2 separate regions of the Homo sapiens genome follow, and region 2 is linked to region 1. A link is a contact called in ENCODE Hi-C or POLR2A ChIA-PET data. All regions are on one chromosome and are shown on one strand. The core of a region is the stretch at or near the end of the contact, and the rest is flanking DNA. Distances in the headings are between cores, read along the strand shown. Region 1 holds the start of RFX7 (regulatory factor X7). Region 2 holds the start of MINDY2 (MINDY lysine 48 deubiquitinase 2).

Region 1 (6,464 bases), core at 1,395-3,894:
TTTGGCTTGAGTCCACACTCAAAATTTTGGGTAACTTCATCAGATTTCTTAATGTCATGATTTTATTCACAGTCTTCTCTGAAGACTGGAACAAAACACCCACTGTACTCCCAGATGTTAAGTGAGTAGTGAGGGCTGCCCCTTTCCTCCCTGAAAGGGTATCTCACTCTGGCAATAAGGTCTCCTCAGTCTGATACTCTCTGCCACCCCTCCCATTGCTGGTCTCCTTCAACTCCCTGTAGGTCCTGGAAGGCCGGAAAAGGTTTACCACCACACTCCGGTCAGCACCGCCGCTAGAGGGCAGCCCGCGGCTGCAGCTTCGTGAGCCCTCTAGTGGCTGCTGGGGTGACCTGGCTCTTTTATGGAACCCATTAAAAACTCTCAGAAGTTGCACTTGGGAAGCCAGCCTGTGTGACACCCGGTAGCGAACTTTTTATAAAACGTCTTGGTTCTCGGCTTCCTTTTCTTAAGGCCTTTGGCAGACCTTAGATACGTTACCCCCTCGATGACTCTCCCACTTCCTAAGGATCTCCCCCTCCCAGGGTGTTGCAACTTGGAGCCATCATTCTCTCTTGGCAAGGCAAAAAATTAGAACCTTGGGGAACTTGGCAACTTTCCTCAACGTGATATAGGGCATACACACACACACGTATATATATACCTACATTCAAGATTTTTCAGCGTAATTCCAGTTTCAGCATAGCTTGCAGGCTCTGGAATTAAACTTCCAGGACTCAAATTTTGGCTCCTGCATTTACTAATTGGGTAATTTTAAGAATGTTAATTAACCTAAGCTTCCATTTCATCTGTAACAGAGGGAGACTAATAATACCTACATTATACACTCTTGGGGAGGAATAACTATGATAATGTATGGAAAGTGCTAGTCTGGCACACAAAGTGTTCAACAAACATTAGCTATTTTTATCCTTCAAAGCTTCTGTCTAGTGCACACCATGTCTATCAATTAGGTCCACAAAAATACTGTCTTTACACACCCACATGAAGATATGTATGCAAAATGAATGTCGTAAACCACCTATAGTTTCCTAAAGTGGCTAAGCTAATAGAGACCTTAGAGTATGGAAAAGGGGGCTCATTTGTGTGATGCAACTCGTGCAATGGGTAGTTGGAGCACAGCGTAATCCAAGAGGCCCCGGGGGCGGGGGGGCGGCTTATTTTGCACACAGGTGTTCTTCCTCCCTGCACCCCCACCCTCAACCCTCACCACGTGCAAGCATTCAGTGTGAGTCTGGGCCTTAAGTCTGTGGGCCAGGAGAGAGGGCACAGTGGACAAAAGCAAGAGGGTTTCAGGCCAAGGCAGGGAACTGAGAACTCAAAGGCCAGGCAACCCAAGCCAATCAGATTCACCATCCACTAGGAGTCTAAAAGGTGGCAGAGCCCCACAGCCCAAAGTCCACACACAGCAGGAAAGTGGCCAGAGGATCTAACAGGTAGAAACCTGATAGACACTCTATCAGAAAAGTTAAAGCTGAAGGGCTCATAACACCCACGGGCCCAAAGAAAGGTCAGTGTGAGCTGAACAGCTGTTCCATTTGGTGCCAGAGGCCTTGGCTGTTGTATTCTACATCCACGCAGCCTCCCTGATCAGCCCCACCTAGAAAAGCCAATTCTTCTGCTCTTAAAGGAGACTGACTTATTTGTGGCAAAGCTATCATTTAGGTATGAATGGGAAGGGGGGGAATGGTGCGGAGTCTGCGGGGGGAGGGCGGGTGTTCAACGGGCTCCAAAGGAAGGAGCTCGTGGCTGACGCCTGAGCCTCCATGTTGTGAGTACTACATGCGTTTCTTTCAGAGGCAGGCAGTGGCCTTGGCTGCAGGGACCCTGACAAGCCGCGACTTGAGCTATGCTTTAGAGCCTGGGTGGAATTGGGAGCGGTATAAAGGAGGGAGGGCATTCCTGGAAAGGGGGTGGGGTGGGGTGGGGAGGTGGAGGGGAACAGCATGAGCAAAGGCACGAAGGAAGAATGAATCTGCTGCGCGTTGAGGATGGCATGGAGACTTCCCTGATTGGAGCCGGGAGTTCTTGCAGGGGGATGGAGGCCGCTATGATTGGATAGTTAAAGTGGGGCCAGATTTGGAGGGCTTTGAATGCCCGACCGAGGAGCACTCAACCCAGCTCCTGACTCGCGATTTCCGTTCAAGACCGAATTACCTAAAGGGTGGTTAATTCCAACGGGTGTTCTTCTTTGGGGGCTTCTGAAAAGTCAGTTTATCGTCTTACCTGCTTCAGTTCTCTTCATTTACTCAGGGAGGAAGTAATCCTCACATGCATGTGCAGGGGAAGGGGGATAATGTTGATTTCTCTTTACTTGCTTTGAAGATGCCTCCCCCGCCCAAATCCCATTTCCACGCCAAATATTATTAAATTTGGTTTCTCCTCCTCCTCCTCACGCAAGTTCTCTTTCTCTCGCCAGCACCTCCCCCACGTTTTCCTGCTCTCCACCAGCCGGGCCGGACTCCTCCCGGCCCCCAGCGGCGCGCTTCCCTGGCCCGCTGGCCCGCGCCGCCCTCCGCGCCGTGCGCCCCCATCCCGGCCCGTCGCGCCCGCGGCCCGCACACCCTGGTCCACGCCCCCCGGCGGAGCGGTAGGTGTTGTGCGGTCTGCGCCGGGCCGCAGTGCGGCTGCGCGCACTGGGCTGCCTCCGGGGCTGGCAGGGCAGCGGCGGCCGCGGCGGCGGCGGGGCCGGGAGCGAGCGGCGGCGGCGGCGGCGGCGTGGGGAGTGGCGTGGAGCGGTGCCTGGGGCTGCAGCAGCACGGGGACCCGGCAGTAGAAAGCCCCGGGGACAAGGAAGGAAGGCTTGGCCGCCAAATCCCTGAGCAACCGTTCTTCTTGGATTTTGGGGGGAGCCTGCCCCCCCCACTTCGTCTTCAAACGCCCCCATCTCACCCCCCCACAGCCCCGGCCGCTGACGGGAGGAGGCGGCGGCGCCAGCGGGGGGCTGAGGGGCGCCGCCATGCCTCTCCCGCGGTGAAGCGCCCCGGCCGTGAGGAGCCGCTGGTCTCCCCGGTGATGTTCCCCAGGCGGCAGGCGAAAGCGACTCACTCGAGCCCTGGGGTAAAGGCCTAGCTTATCCAGCTTCCTTCCTCCTCCTCCTCCTCTTCCCCTCCCCCTCCCCCTCCTCCTCTCCCCCCTTCGTCCTCCCCTCCCGGTCTCTTCCCTCACCCTTCCCCGCGCCCCCATCTTTCCCTCCCTCCCTCCCACCCCTCTGCAGCGATGGCAGAGGAACAACAACAGCCGCCACCACAGCAGCCTGATGCCCATCAGCAGCTTCCCCCCAGCGCCCCCAACTCGGGGGTGGCCCTGCCAGCCCTTGTGCCCGGGCTGCCAGGGACAGAGGCCAGCGCGCTGCAACACAAGATCAAGAACTCCATCTGGTAAGAGGATCCTCCATCGCTCGCGTGAAAAAGCCCAGGCACATTTCTGCTGCAAAGTGGGTGGGGGGCGGCGGGCGGGGGGAGCGGAGGAGGAGGCTGATGCATTCATTGAATGTGGCTTTCCCCAGTCGGGTGCACATTTGTAGGATCTCTGGAGGTGTGCGGACTTTGCATCAATCAGCCCCTGTCTTCTTAGCTAAAAAATGCTTTTACCCCTTCCTCAATTGTGAGTGCAGATAAACAAGTTTTTTGGTTTTATTTTTTCACTCATTGTAACAGAAATATGGGTCGAAATTAAGTCATATTGCATGATGGTGGCATGAATTTGGAACTGGAGAATGTGAAATGTGTTTACTCCTTTTTGCAGCCATAGAAGGAGGAAGAAGTGTATTGTGAATTTTCACCAAACAGATACTGTGCGTAAGAATATTAATATGCAGCACAAAACCTAATGTGTCTCTTCCTTTCAGTTGGGTTAGCTGCTATTTCTGAATGTTTTTGCCTCCCTTATCCTAATATTAAATTTCTTTTTCAGGGAGTTTATTCTTTGCATTGATTGTGAAGAAAGTGCTTTTTTAGTATAAAATATTTTAAGATGGTAGTTTACAACAAAGTGGTTTTTTTTTAAATTAAAATATAGGGAATCAAATGTCTTGCCATTTGTATGTCTTTTTAAAAGAAACCATTGATGGAATATCTTTCGCTATTTTACTTTCTTGTATGAAAATTTCCAATATTTCAGCATTAAACTCCTAAAGTCTAGTGGGAATCTTTTAATAATTAAATACACTAAGTCCATCCACTGTTAGAGCCATTGCAATATTCTTTGAACATGAACTTGCATTGTTTTGTAGGATGCTTCATTAACTGCCTTTTTTAAGTGTAGCAATATTTTTTAAATGGAAAGTAATATTTGGAATTTGGTCTAAGATTGCTTTTAATAGAAGTTTAAAAAGAATTTTATATGGTATTTTAAAAAGCCTTGATTTTGAAAATGGAAATGAAATCTTTGCAGGGCCATCATTGAATATGAGTACTAAAATATCAAAACTCATTTTCTCATTTTGAAAACATATCGTAAAGCAACTGGCGTTGCATGAACAGTATTTGCACATTTTTAAAGTGACAATTTTTAAATACAAGATTTAGGTTAGTTATATAGTAATTTTCATTATTTTCTTGGCATGCATCCATGCCGTCATGATGCTGATATGAAGTAGGTCAGTGCAGGCTTTAATAGTTTCATCAACAGTAGTTGGCAGTTGAGTATCTTGCTTTCAGTTTTAATTTTAAAATGAAGTTTAAATATTTTAAAGGAGAATTTTTTTGGCTTTGACAATAGTCATGTTGTGGCAACTTGAATAGGTCTGATAGATATGATTGGGGTGTGTGTGTGTGTGTGTGACAGAAAGCAGGCTTTATTCTTCAATGGATACCCTCACCCCCTTTTTAAAGCTATAATTTAAAAGAAGAGATGGTGAATATCTTGCTTGCCATCAAGGTTTTCACAAAACCAGTGTGTATGTGTGTGTGTTTTTAACCTCTAGTAACGTGACGTAACTTTGTGTTTCTGAAATCATCATTAAATTGAATTAAGCACCTTGGTTTTACATTCAGATGTGGGAAATCCAAGTTAATGGACTAAAATCTTTTAAGAGAGACAAATTTTAAAAGTTGAATGAGTAATGTATATTTTAATTGATTATGAGAACAAGAGGGGAAAGGAATCTTCACTTTATAGTTTTAAAATAAGTGAGTTGTGGAGGCAACTGACTGAAATGTTTGAATAATGATGATAGTCGAGTGCACTTTTTGGCAAATAATGTGTAAATTTAATTTTTTTTTATATTGGCACATCCATTACAGCCTAACTGCTCTGACTTTAACATGAGAAAAACTTCTGAAGTAGAGTGCACTCCAGTTTTTGGTACTTGCTCTGAAAAAATAATGGGCAGCAAACACGTGAATCCCAAAATATGAAAATTTATATTTTTGTTTTAAAATTGTAATGATACACTTATTGGCATCTAATGATCAACTTTAGAAATCCTATTTGCAAAAATGATTTTTATATACTTAAAATTTCGGAATAAACAACATTTGTAGATAATAAACAAAATTAGTAAATATACTTAATAGTGTCATACCCCCTGCTCCACAAGAATGGATTTATATTATTCATCAAGTGACTATGTAAAATAAAGATATCAAAAGTGAAAACTCCTTTACTACCATATATTCCTAAGAAATAGTATATATGTATTAAATCATTTTTAATAGATGATTGCAGTTAGATATTTCACATTTTTGAGACAATAATATTATTTTACAAATTATTTTATCACCTGATAATATTCTGAGAGACTATCAGTTTTGTACTACTTCCTGAATCATCCTTTGGTGCCATTATTAATGAGAGTTTAAAATTACACTCAAAAGAAATGTGACATTTAAAAATTATCAAATGGGTTTTGCATTTGGTTTATCATAGTTTCTAAATTACTGGGCTTGCATATCACAAACAAGTCTGTACTTGTCCTCCTACTCTACAAATATAAATATAGTATGTGATGTAGGCCTTTGGACAATAAGTTATCAGTTCATAATTTACTCTGTTTATTAAACTGAAATATGGTTTGATAAAAGTATGTGCATTGAAATATCAGGCATTAAATGAGTCTGGAAAAAAAGCATTCAAAGTTGAGTGGAAAAGAGTTGGAAATATATTTTAAAGGTAATTATAGAAAATAAGGTTAGTACAAAATTGACAATGTTGTTATGTTTCTATAATATGGTTATGAATACCTTCAAGTTAACTCTAGGTTAACAAGCTTGCATGTTTCTTACCCTTACTCATTCTTACTCCATAGACAAAAGGTCCAAATCACTGACACTATTCACTAGAAAGGAGATTTCTTAGTAGGCATGTGCTTTAGTATTGAATATGCTGTAAGGTTATTTGTATTTTCTAAAAAGTAGAATTCCAAAATTAGCTTTTTGTTGTTAAAAAAAAAAAAAGAAAACTAGTAACCCATGTATTTTTACCTAAAACAAGGCCACAACCCA
Region 2 (6,464 bases), core at 1,930-4,429, 2.5 Mb before region 1:
CGGGGTTTCACTCTTGTTGCCCAGGCTGGAGTGCAGTGGCGTGATCTCGGCTAACCGCAACCTCCACCTCCTGGGTTCAAGAGATTCTCCTGCCTCAACCTCCCAAGTAGCTGGGATTACAGGTGCCCACCACCATGCCCGTCTAATTTTTTGTATGTTTAGTAGAGACGGGGTTTCACCATGTTGGCCAGGGTGGTCTCGAACTCCTGACCTCAGGTGATCCACCCGCCTCGGCCTCCCGAAATGCTGGGAATACAGGCGTGAGCCACCGCGCCCGGCCTCATCTTTGCATTTCTAGTACCTCACGCACAGTGGGAACCCAAACACTTGATCATTCACTTGAATCTGTCTGAATTGAATGAGTCAGTTTAATATGCATCTATCCCCAAATACTCCACACCACAGTACTTGCCCTTTCCTCTGAATTTCTGCAGTACTACATAAGAAAAAAGACTAAAGGAAAATAATAGTTATTCCTTCCTACAAAAAAGATTAGGGACTCTGGCCCGTTAGAGCAAGTCTAACTAACTCCCTAGTTGAGGGCCCTTATCAAATGGCTCTTGTTCACCTTTTCAACCTTATTTTTCATTATTCTCCAACATTAGCTTACCACTTCTGTCATGTAATAAACATATAAACACACAATATCCATTCTATTTTCATTCCTTTGGTTTATACTCTTCTCTCCCCTGGGAATTCCATTTCCCTGTTATTCTAAATTCTCTTCCTTAAAAGATCTGTTAAATTGCTCTAATTTGTCTTTAAAACAAACAAACAAACGAAAAAAAAAAAGATTGGTTCAAGACCCATAAATCCCATGAAGTTTTCTAGGACTACGCCATACCAAAGGAAAATGTCCCCTTTTTGAATATCAAATGCATTTCCACAGATTTACCACAGTTTACCTACCACTTGTCTCATATAACTTACTATTTCTTGTTCTTAAACAGTTTCCAGTAAGTTAATGATGCCACCTCAAACAGCTTGACAGCCTTTTAAGGGCAGGTACTGTCTTCACTTAAAACATCTCAGTGCCATTATGCACCAGACAATGGCAAGGTTTCTAATTTTATTTCTTTTCTATCAGTCCTTGCTAGCGACAGGAAGATAAAGGCATGTTTGATAAACACTATTCCCTTTACTTGATTTTCTACCTAAGTGTTTAGAAGAATCCAGGTTATTTTTCTTTTTCTTTTAATATAGGGTCTCACTGTATTGCCCAGGCTGGTCTCAAACTTCTGGGCTCAAGCGATTGTCTTGTGTCAGCCTCCAGAGTAGCTGAGCTTACGGAGTAGCTGGGATTACAGGCGCACACCACCACACCCAGTTTGTTTTGTTTTTTTTTCCTAGGAAACATTGCATCTACAGATATAATTATCAATTTGAAAATAAAATAGGTGCTGTGAGATGCATCTTCTCAGCACCCTAACACTGCAAGCTTAAATGAGACACTTCATTTGACAGGTAACTCGCTCTGAGTCCTCAACATACCTATTTTTAAGGGTCTTTCCCTTTTTTGCTCCTTCACCTTAGACATACCTTTTCTTATTTTAGTTCTTTAGAGTTTTAGCTCCCTTAACACATTCGGATGCATGGTTACTGGTAATAATGCCAAACCATTTAAGGAGAGCCAAAGAAATGAGGCAAGTAAAAATCATGCATAAAATGAAAACAATCTTTGAAAACCAAGAAGTTACGGTAATTGGGTCTCAGACCAATGCTTTTCCTTAAATGGAATTTGTCTAAAGAGCCACATCTTCCCCATCACCATTCTCTTAAGTATCTACACACAAATGGGGCATTAGTTGGAAATCAAACTAAATATAACCATGAAAACTTAGTCCATGATATCACGGATTGATGGTAACTTCTGAAGATTACTTTCTCCAATTCTTCACTTTTTTGCATATGTGATAAGGTCAGTAAGAAAATGTAGGAAATTATAGTTTAAAATAATCATAAGATTTAAGATGCTCTAAGTCCTTCTTGTTTCTAAGTGTATCAACCACAATTGAATGTTGAACTCTTAAACACTACAAGAGAAGACTGAGGTTAGGGGCAATTCTTTTCGATATATGTATAAAGGAATATTCCTTCAACATGGAAGTCTTGGAATGAATTTCATGTAAGAAGGGGACTGATGAATGAGGAAAGAAAGGAAGCCATCACCTGACATGCAGCAGCTCCCTCACCCCGTTTTCCTCCACCCCAAAAGCTGTAGGAAGTAGAAAGCTGCAGAATGTACCTTCCAGGCCAGGAGCAAAACATTGAGGATGGCCAGCAAGGGGCAGGGTCCGTTCTCATTCTGGGTGATGATGGGTGTGTTCTCTTCCTTCCACTGGATCCACTTGATGTGATACACAGATTGTCCCGGGAAGCGTTCCTTGGAGGCCGCCAGCACCTGAGCGGTCTCCTCCCCCTCCTCCTCCTTGCACAGAGGAACAGCCCCGGGCAACACCGCCGCGCCCTCCTCCTCCTCAGGGACCCTGTTCTCCGCTCCCTCCTCACTATTGAACTCGCAGCTACTGGGAAAAGAATGCAGGTTAGAGAACGACTCCAGAGAGTCCAGGCTCGGAGATTCCCCAGGAGGGCTCGGGTCGCTGCAACTGCTGCTGAGGCCGCCGGCGCTGCTGGGCTCTTCGGAGCCGGCGGCGGTCAGTTCTGCTTGGCAGGTGCCGGCGAGATCCGGGCGGGCTCCCGCGTCTCCGGCGGTACCCAACTCATGACCCACTCCGGCCACGGCTGTCTCCGGGGAGGCGGTCACCTTGTACTGCCCTCTCAGAGGCGCCTCGGCGGCAGCAGGACTCTCCAAACCACTGTCCTTCAAGTCCAAACCCGCGGAGGAGCTGCAGGGTCCGGGAACCTCAGGAGAGCCCGCGGGAGAAGCCGAGTCCGGGAGGCTCCTCCTGGCGGCCGCCGCCCCCAGCCCATTCCCGCCGCTGGTCTCCGCCGCCCATACCCCAGGACCATCACCAGCGGCGAGCCTGGTCTCCTGTAGCCCTTCCTGCGAAGAACCTGTCCCTGACGCTGGCCCGGCCGCCACCCCGTGTTCTAGCGGCTGCAGGCTCTCGGGGCTGCTCTCCATACCGGGCCGCCCGCCCCCAGCTCTATGGAGACCGCGGCCACTTCTCCGCAGCCAGCGCCTTGGACGCCATGACAGCTGTATTGGCAGCAACAGCGCCCTGGCGCGGCCTCGGTCAGGCACGTCACCGGGGAGAGTACTAAGAACGCGCGCGGGCGCGCGCTACCGCTCTGTCCGTGCGCTCTGAGCTTGCCTCCGCCTGACTGCGCGCTGAGAGGCGAAGGCGAACCACTCAGCAGCCGCCCACGTGGCCCAGCCCTTTCCGTGCGTCCGACCGAGCTCGCTCTCGGAAGGCCGGGCGTGGAGGGCGTGGCTAGGAGGGCGCGGCCGGGGGGCGCGCCCCCGCGGCTCAGCTCCAGTAGGAAAACATCCTCTCACTATGTGGCCGGAAGTTGAACTCCCGGGCAGCTCCCTTGTGTGCGGCTTCTTTAAAGGGAAGGCAGGAGGCGGACAGCTTGGCTGTGACCCTTTAGCGCTGGGTCGCGTGTGGCCCACCCTCGGCCTGAGGCATTGTTGGGTGGTTGGAGGTGGTTGTAGTATTTGGAAAAGAACTTGTCCCTGAAGGGCTCAGGGGACTTGGTTTCTCAGCTCCTAATATGGAAAATTAAGGCATTTCTTACGAGATGCAGATTTTAAAGCAGGCATATCTACTCGACGGCTTTGGATTACTGCACTGCACAAATTCCAGTCTCTGTCGGTTTTGGCTGAGAAGAGCTGTGCTTCTCACCAGCTACTGGTGAGACATTCGCCCTACAGGAAAGGGTCGGTATGATTGTGGACATTGACATGCGTAGCAAAAGAAAGTGGCTAATTTGCGCCAATAATAATAAATTAGCTTGTATTTGAATTAGCCAAGTCTTTGCGGTTTTGCTAACTTGGCTTCACTTTGCATGGAGTGGGAAGCGCCTGCTTCTGAAAAGGTGACTTTTTTCCTAATTAGAATGGACTCCTCTTAAGGCCATGCAGTTTTCAAAGAAGAAAGACAAGCTGGACGTTTTGTTAGTAACAAAATGTATGTGGGTCCTATTCTAACTTGTTACAGAAAAGGGCTTTTTCCCCCATCTTTTTTCTTTCAACATTTTCTAGGCTGTTGGGGATAAAAAATTAACGAGACAGGTCTTCCTTCGCAGACATATAAATACCTGATACATAATTAGAATGTGATATTTTTGCACCTCTGTTGGTTAGAGAAGGCAGACAAGATTGCAAAGTAGTATTTCATTCATTCCTTTAATACATTTTAGTACCAAGTAAGTTGCTGGATGCTGTCTGTCACTGGAGATGCCATAGTGGATCACGGAGCTTATATCTTCATGGAGCTTACTGTCTTTTTTTTTCTTATTGCTATTTTTTAATACATACTTATATGTTTTTTTGTTTTTGTTTTTGCTTTTGTTTTTTTTTTTTTTTGAAACGGAGTCTCTCTCTGTCGCCCAGGCTGGAGTGCAGTGGCACGATCTTGGCTCACTGCAACCTCCGCCTCCCGGGTTCAAGCGATTCTCCTGCCTCAGCCTCCCGAGTAGCTGGGACTATAGGCGCCCGCCACCATGCCTGGCTAATTTGTTGTTGTTGTTGTTTTTGAGACGGAGTCTTGCTCTGTCGCCCAGGCTGGCGTGCAGTGGCGCGATCTCGGCTCACTGCAAGCTCCGCCTCCCGGGTTCACGCCATTCTCCTGCCTCAGCCTCCTGAGTAGCTGGGACTACAGGCGCCCGCCACCACGCCCAGCTAACTTTTTGTATTTTTAGTAGAGACGGGGTTTCACCGTGTTAGCCAGGATGGTCTTGATCTCCTGACCTCGTGATCTGCCCACCTCGGCCCCCAAAGTGCTAGGATTACAGGCGTGAGCCACCATGCCCGGCCACACATAATATGTATTACATATAATACATGAATGTTGGATACTTATATTCTTGTTTACCTGAGAATGCAGAAGACTGTGCCCCTTTTTTTTTTTTTTTTTTTTTTTTTCCCACTTGAGACGCAGTCTCGCTTTGTCACCCAGGCTATAGTACAGTGGCGCCATCTCAGCTCATTGCAACCTCCACCTCCCGGGTTCAAGTGATTCTCCTGCCTCAGCCTCCCAAGTAGCTGGGACTACAGGCGCACGCCACCAGGTCCAGCTAATTTTTTTTGTATTTTTAGTAAAGACGAGGTTTCACTACCTTGGCCAGGCTGGTCTCTAACTTCTGACCTTGTGATCCGCATTGACATGATACTATGGTATATGTCCAACTGTAGGGTCCAGCCTTACGGGGCTTAGCGGGTGTTCTCCCCGTGTTCAGAGACGAGAGATTGTAATAAATAAAGACACAAGACAGAGAGATAAAGAGAAAACAGCTAGGCCCGGCGGACCGCTACCGTAAAGATGCGGAGACCGGTAGTGGCCCCGAACGGCTGGGCTCGCTGATATTTATTGCATACAAGACAAGGGGGCAGGGTAAGGAGGGTGAATCTTTTAAGTGATTGACAAGATGAAGCAAGTCACGTGATTACAGGATGGCGGGGGCCTTCTCTTTTAGGTAGCTGAAGCAGAGAGAGAAGGCAGCATACGTCAGCATTTTCTTCTCTGCACTTACAAGAAAGATCAAAGACTTTAAGACTTTCACTGTTTCTTCTACCGCTATCTACTACGAGCTTCAAAGAGGAACCAGGAGTATGGGAGGAGCATGAAAGTGGACAAGGAACGTGACCATTGAAGCACAGCACCACAGGGAGGGATTTAGGCCCCAGGACTGCAGGCAGGCCTGGATAATATCCAGCCTTCCACAAGAAGCTGGTGGAGCAGTGTTCCCTGACTCCTCCAAGGAAAGGAGACTCCCTTTCACGGTCTGCTAAGTAACGGGTGCCTTCCCAGACACTGGCGTTACCGCTTGACCAAGGAGCCCTCAAGCGGCCCTTACGCGGGCGTGACCGAAGGCTCACCTCTTGTCTTCTAGGTCACTTCTCACAATGTCCCTTCAGCACCTGACCCTATACCCGCTGGTTATTCCTAGGTTATATTAGTAATGCAACAAAGAGTAATATTAAAAGCTAATGATTAATCATGTTTATAATAATGATTGATAATTGTCCATGATCATCTCTATATCTAATTTGTATTATGACTATTCTTATTCTAACTATTTTCTTTATTATACTGAAACAGTTTGTGCCTTCAGTCTCTTGCCTCGGCACCTAGGTAATCCTCCACCCACATCCTACTCTTGGACAACAGGAAAATTAGAAAAGATAATGGAGAGCTTTTTCAGAATGTTGAATTTAGGAGTTGTGTGTGCTTTTGATCTCCATGTCAATCCATAAACAATAAATCCTGTTCTTAAATTTGAATTTTCTGCCTAAAAAAGAATTGGAGATGTTAATAGATTAAAATATATGCTGCTGG

What was found. A loop is a pair of places that touch in the nucleus more often than their neighbours do. ChIA-PET counts read pairs that join two places held with the same protein, here RNA polymerase II (POLR2A). Pooled maps may share reads with other maps.
Region 2: a loop to region 1 is called in a pooled map, with 6 times the contacts of the local background. The contact joins the promoter of MINDY2 here to the promoter of RFX7 in region 1. A Hi-C loop is called at or near these places in 1 of 37 single-sample maps with no recorded cell type and 5 of 50 pooled maps. POLR2A ChIA-PET finds 5 or more read pairs at or near these places in 2 of 52 experiments (B cell and activated T-cell).

The regions. Positions count from the first base shown.
Region 1 is chr15:56,240,059-56,246,522 of GRCh38, reverse strand. It overlaps RFX7 (regulatory factor X7), which reads left to right and starts at 2,644. Exons shown (of 10, transcript NM_022841.7): 1 at 2,644-3,078; 2 at 3,236-3,398. The coding sequence starts at 3,238. LOC124903569 (laforin-like) reads left to right here and starts at 1,705. Exons shown (of 3, transcript XM_047433428.1): 1 at 1,705-1,789; 2 at 2,344-2,540; 3 at 2,641-3,172. The coding sequence starts at 1,705. The coding sequence ends at 3,090. It also overlaps a transcript of TEX9 not described here. RefSeq lists enhancers at 735-1,380, 1,619-1,668, 1,381-2,026, 2,027-2,672 and silencers at 1,919-1,968, 2,459-2,748, 2,899-2,958, 3,049-3,118.
Region 2 is chr15:58,768,017-58,774,480 of GRCh38, reverse strand. It overlaps MINDY2 (MINDY lysine 48 deubiquitinase 2), which reads right to left and starts at 3,179. Exons shown (of 9, transcript NM_001040450.3): 1 at 2,246-3,179. The coding sequence starts at 3,085. It overlaps MINDY2-DT (MINDY2 divergent transcript), which reads left to right and starts at 3,507. Exons shown (of 2, transcript NR_135474.1): 1 at 3,507-4,094; 2 at 5,602-6,409. RefSeq lists a silencer at 3,225-3,504 and an enhancer at 3,317-4,242.